2 separate regions of the Mus musculus genome follow, and region 1 is linked to region 2. Evidence: chromatin loops called from intact Hi-C (ENCODE). Cell type or tissue: heart. All regions are shown on one strand. Links, peaks and the distances in the headings refer to the core of each region. The heading gives the core; the rest is flanking DNA.

Evidence for each region. Peaks named below come from ENCODE experiments on the same cell type or tissue, not always from the same donor. Only the 100,000 strongest peaks of a DNase experiment are listed, where the experiment ranks them.
Region 1: it touches region 2 in a loop (2.7-fold over the local background); 3 of 42 quality-filtered maps call a loop at or near these places.

What each region holds. Positions count from the first base shown.
Region 1 is chr4:130,661,782-130,664,689 of GRCm38, reverse strand. Pum1 (pumilio RNA-binding family member 1) reads right to left here and starts at 1,369. Exons shown (of 22, transcript NM_030722.3): 1 at 1,223-1,369. In heart, for the core only: no CTCF peak of the experiment used is centred there; DNase peaks (open chromatin) are centred at 609 and 1,439; H3K4me3 peaks cover 1,798 bases; H3K27ac peaks cover 1,744 bases.
Region 2 is chr4:130,737,529-130,740,436 of GRCm38, reverse strand. The region is part of intron 7 of Pum1 (pumilio RNA-binding family member 1); the gene reads right to left. Among named protein-coding and RNA genes, the nearest start is that of Snord85, 11 kb to the left of the region's middle. In heart, for the core only: a CTCF peak has its summit at 1,678 (motif pointing left); no DNase peak of the experiment used is centred there.

The DNA of each region.
Region 1 (2,908 bases), core at 219-2,718, 76 kb after region 2:
AAAACCCTGAAGGAAGCTGCTTATCTTAAAAGGAGAGCCACATTAGTAACTTTTACACCAAAGCAAACAGCTCAAGCTACAATCCTACCTTCAGAAGTAACTGGCTTTAAAAACTGAACGCCCAAAAGCCCTCATAAATCATCTTAATAATCCCAGTAATTAATGGGGTGAGCAAAATGATCAAGTGTAACGAAGCGTTATCGTAATTTGCACAATGAAAACGAACAATCCTTCAAAGTTATGGTGGGGATAAAGCCTTCTCTGGTCATCTATGTGGGAGTTCCTCGCGATGTGGGAGGGGAGCTCTTGGGAAGAGGGGTGAGCTTCACTGGAGAAAAGTTACTGGAGTGTTCCTCCCTTAACGTGGGAGTGGTACTGACGAGTCAAACAAATGACCCATGTTTACCCACCGCGTTCGTGAGGACCGAAACTGTAGCACTGTGTAGCTATCTACATGTTTGTCCTACTACCTGCTGAAAGCCCCTTGGAGAGGGAAGCACACCAACACAGGGAGGATCAGAGAGGAAGAACACCCCCTCCTCAAGGGGGAGGAAAACACACACAAGCTCTCACAGAAACAAAAGGCCACAAGGAACCCAGGCGCTTAAAAAGCGATCCGAAACTTCCTGATGGTCACCTCTCCATATTTCAAGGCTTGCAAGATCGCCCACTCCCCCACCACCATGGGGGGCTCGCCCGAGGACCGTGGCCCACCGCCCGCTTTCTAAAGCCTTGTATTGTTCCTCCCTCGGCGCTGCCACGGAAGCTCCAGCCAAGTCCAAGGAGCCCGCGGGACCACAGAATCTCCACTCCGCGGCCACAAGAGAGGACCTGGGGCTGCTCAGATCCATCCAAAAAATAAATAAATAAATGCAGGGGAGGAAGGAAAAAAAAAAAAAAAGAAGCCGAGCCGAACGGCAACACCAACCTCTAGGGACTCCCGGCAGGGCCGAACGGAGGCACGGAGCCGCCGGCAGCCGCGGGCGAGCCGGGCCCCGGCCGCGGCCCGCTCCCCACCCCCTCCTCGCGGATAACAATAGGGCCTCGCTGCCGCCTCCCAAACACGTACGAGCGGAGCGAGCGCGGTGCCTCCGCCAGGCCCGGCGGCGTCTCTAAGCCCTTTCTCGCCCCGCCAACCGCTGCCAAACGCCAATACGAGAGGCGCATCGGCTCGCTGGGGGTTCGGAGCACGGTTTGGGGCCACCGGGGCGCGGATACTCACGGGCGGAGCGGTAGGATGAAGATGGATTCCGGCCCCCCGATCTTCGCTCGCCGGCGCTCTCGCTCCCCCTTACCTTTCACTCCGACAACATGGCGGCCCACTGGGGACTGGGCTGACGCGGTGCATCATGGGAGCGGCGCCGGCGCCGGCCCCAGCTCCGGCGGTGGCAGCGGCGTGTGCGGAGCGGGCGGGCGGGCGGGCGGCTCTGGAACAGGTTGCCCGGTTGCCATGCCAACGGCAGGGCCTGTGTGAACTCGGGGAAACTCGCAGGCCACACAACCGCTGTGCCCGCCCGCTGGGGCGAGCGCGCGCCGCCGCCGCGGAGGGAGCGGGGTGGGAGGCACGGGAGCGCGCACGGAGTGCCCGGGCTGCCGTGGGGGGGAGGGGACGCCAACCTGGGGCTGTGCCTGAACCTTGGCACAGCCTGGCCAGTGTCTGGGTTCGAACCCCTTCTAGCCCTCTGGCTCCTGGCCTTTTTGCATCTTTTCCTGCCTCGTTTCCCCAGTGTAACATACAAAAGAAAAGAGCAACAGAACGACCATGCTGATGGAGGGCAGGACCTCAACCTAATTTGCAGGATCTGGAGCGCAATGACAATGGCAGGACCCTTGTTCAAAGGTCATTAGAAATATCAAGATGGAAACTAAGCAAATTAAGCTGAGAACTAGAAGCCAGAGGTGTTTGCAAGCACTCCATTTCAGTTGATTGGTTGGTTGGTTTAAAGATGCATTTGTATGTGATTACACTGTCCTACCTTCAGACATACCAGAAGAGGGTGTCAGATCCCATTACAGATGGTTGTAAGCCACCATGTGGTTGCTGGGAATTGAACTCAGTACCTCTGGAAGAGCAGTCAGTGCTCTTAACCAATGAGCCCTCTCTCCAGCCCTGGTTTGGTTTTTATTGTGACAGGGTCTTTTGTTGTAGCTCTGGCTGGGCTGCTCTCTAACCTACTGAAATCCACCTGTCTCTGCCTTCAAGAACCGTTCAATTTTTTTTTTTTTTTTTTTTTTTTTTTTTAGGTTTTTTAGGCTTTTTAAATTCTTTTTGATTTTTCAAGACAGAGTTTCTCTGTGTAGCCCTGGCTGTTCTGGAACTCCCATTGTAAACCAGGCTGGCCTCAGAACTCACAGAGATATCCCCACCTCTGCCTCCTGAGTATTGGGATTAACAGCCTATGCCACCACCACCTCGCTTTTTTTTTTATTTCTGTTTTTGAGATAGGGTGTCATAGAGCCAGGCTGCCCTCAAACTCACTGTGTAGCTAAGGATTACCTTGACCCCCTGAGCCTACTTCCATACCTTCCTTCTGTTACTACAGACATACCAAATGTAGGACTTCACATATGCCAGGCAACACCCTACCAAACAACTGAGCTACATCCCCCCCCACCAGGTCTCGATATTCAAACTCAAGAACATACTCTATTCAGAAAGCCAGCTTGTAACCAGACCTGAAATTCCTTAACTGAACCTTCATTTCCCACACTGCTAACAATGCTTTGTGAAATCAAGTAGATAATGCATTTAGCTCCATCAGGCCAAGGCCCTGGACAGTACTGAATAGCCATAGTATGCAAGCACACAGGAGGAAGAAAGATGACAGATATGAGAAAATTACACCTTTTAGCTTCTTACCAGACAACTCTGGGCTCCATGCTTTCGTCCTGAGAGCCATAGTTAATT
Region 2 (2,908 bases), core at 322-2,821:
ATCTCAACTCAGCAAAATTACCATTGAAACTATTCTTACTGTTAATGTATACAATAGAGATTTAATCCTGTGGCCTTACGCCCTACCTCTGTCTCAAACAATTATGGAGAGATGGTTCAGCTGATTAGAGCACTTGCTGCTTTTGCTCCAGGATCAATCCCAGGACCTATGTGTGCACCAGGTAAAGATGTGGGGTGTGGGGTGTAGTGTGTGTGTGTGTGTGTGTGTGTGTGTGTGTGTGTGTGTATGCGCATACATGCAGGCAAAACATTCATTCATACACATAAGTCTAAAAATATTTTGATAGTTTATTTTTCTTTTATGTACATTGGTGTTTGCCTGTATTCATGAGAGTCAGCTCCCCTGGAACAGGAGTTACAGACAGCTGTGACCTGCCATGTGGGTGTTGAGAATTTAACCTGGATCCTCTGAGCAGCCAGTGCTCTTAACTGTTGAACCATCTCTCTAAGTCCCTACAAATATTTTTACATAAAAAGCTGCATATGTTGAATCCCAGTGGCCACTTCAACCTGAATCTTACTTTAAATCTTTAAAAAAAAAAGAAAAAGATCTTGCCGGTCCTTAGGAAACAATATCATATACAGATTTTAAAAAACAAAAACAAATCAAAAAACCCCTTTGGCTTTCCTTTTCCAAGGTTAAAGTAAAACTTCACCATGATGCTGATAAAATAAAAAGGCATAACCTCATACACATCTAATAACAAGCAGTGAAATACAGGGACTAGATGAATTTCTCAAGCTTTCCAAACACTTGTCTACCCTACAATGAGAGCTAGTCAGTCAGTGTGTCTTAGAAGCTGCATTTGTGTATGGGTGTCTCTAGCAAATGGAGGCAGTCCACACAGGAGTAAAGAGGCTGGGAATATAGCTTAGTGATGAAACATTCACTTAGCATGTATTGAGCCCTGGGTTCAATCACAAGTGCCAAAAAAATTTTAAAAAGCAGATAAATAAAAACTAAGATAAAAGCCACATAAAAAACTAATAAAACTTTCTGCAACAGCCACATTCTCACCAATGCTCACATTTGCTTCTATGCCACCCTCACAGCCCTCTTCAACAAACCCATCTCGATGAAAAGTCCCACTGTTGGGCTTCCAGGCAGGTATACAACTGGGAGCTAAGGGTGCATGCAGAATGTCACTGCTGAGGGCATCCCAACATACTCCAACAACACTCCAGACTCTCCTCGCTACATCCATTATGTACTCAGTATTTATACACTGTAAACACACACAAAAACACGTATGTGTGAATACCATAAGAGCAATCCTCCCTAAATCTGCAGTCCCCACCCTCATGTGGTCACATTTCAAGGTAAGGATCATTACTTCTAACAGGAACCACATACATTAGCCTTGCAACATGTAGTCTGTGGTTAAGGACTACTTAATAATTAGTGATAAGAAAAAAAAGGAGATTTTCTTTATGAGAGTATTTTGCAGTAAACAATTTAACAAAAGCTAATTATACATCTGTAGCCATTAGATTTGATTATATACTAGATTACGTCAATTTTGTAATGTTCTCTTTGATATAATACTAACTAGAAAGAGTGCCTAAAACAAAGTTGGGTAATTGGCAACACTTGCTAAGATGCTAAGTTATACAGTTTCCAAAGATCCTTAAAAACTTACACTAATGCCCTCTGGTGGCAAACCTGAGTTCTGCTACCACTGTCATGAATTCATAAAGGAGCCAGTGACCAACACTGGGAAAGGAACACTGTGAGCACTAGGAAGTGCCTGTGGCAGGACAGCACAGATGAGCACTGTGCTAATTACGATTCACTCACAGGGAGGACAGGGAAGATCCAGCAAATATTTCAAAGTCATATGAGGATTCACAACAAATACTGTTTGGGTATCTATGACAAAATGCTTTGATTCTTCTATGTCCCTCACTACGTGAGTTTACAAAAGGCAATGTTTCGGATCCAAAAGCTCTAAACCACACAACACAACAGTACCATTCAGTGGGTTTTTTGCAAAAAATAGTTTACTGTTATAATCAGATCCCATACAGCAAAAGGATAAAACTCTGTATGGTCTCCACACACACACACACACAGGTACGTACGTAAGTATGCAGGTTTTTGGAAGTTACAAGAAAAGATGCTAAGTTATCATAAAAGAACAGTTTCTTGTTATATACTCCATGCCTCCCTCTCCCCCCCCCCAAAAAAAAGCTATGGGCAAAGCTGAATGTGAGGGTAAGACAAATCTACAGAACAAAAGTCTTTGCATTCCTAGGATAAAGGGGGGGGGGGGAGCAGCCTCAGAGACCAAAAGATCTCACTATTTTCTTTTTGTTTCAAGTTTTACTGCTGTTTATGTAGTCTCAGACAAGAGTCAATAGTCTATATACATGCCAAACACCCATACATTAAATAAACAAATGCTATATTTAAACAACAAAAAACCTTCACTGTTCCTTAGCAGATAAAAAAAACTAGGGAGAATCATTGTAAGTTTGAGCCAGCCTAGTCTACATGAGTTCTAGCACAGCCAGAGAGACAGACAGACAGACAGACAGACAGACTGACTTTGACTGGTTTCAGGGTAAATAATTTCTGAGATCTCAGATCAAAACTAAAACCCAATCCTCTACCAAATGAATGTTTCTGTATACCTCGACAAACTAAAGCTACACTGAGGTAACCTTTAATCCTATAACTAGTCAGTCTCAAGTCTTCCTCAGAACAACACATAAGACACTAGTGAATTTTAAAAATGGCTTACATTAAAGCTATGCAAATAAGGAAGTACCCTGGCCAGTAGGCCGGCATTCAGGAGGCAGGTAGAGGGAGGCACTTCTCTTTGAGTTTGAGAAAAGCTTGAGCTATGCAGGATCCCAGGACAGCCATGGCTATAGAGAGACTGAAT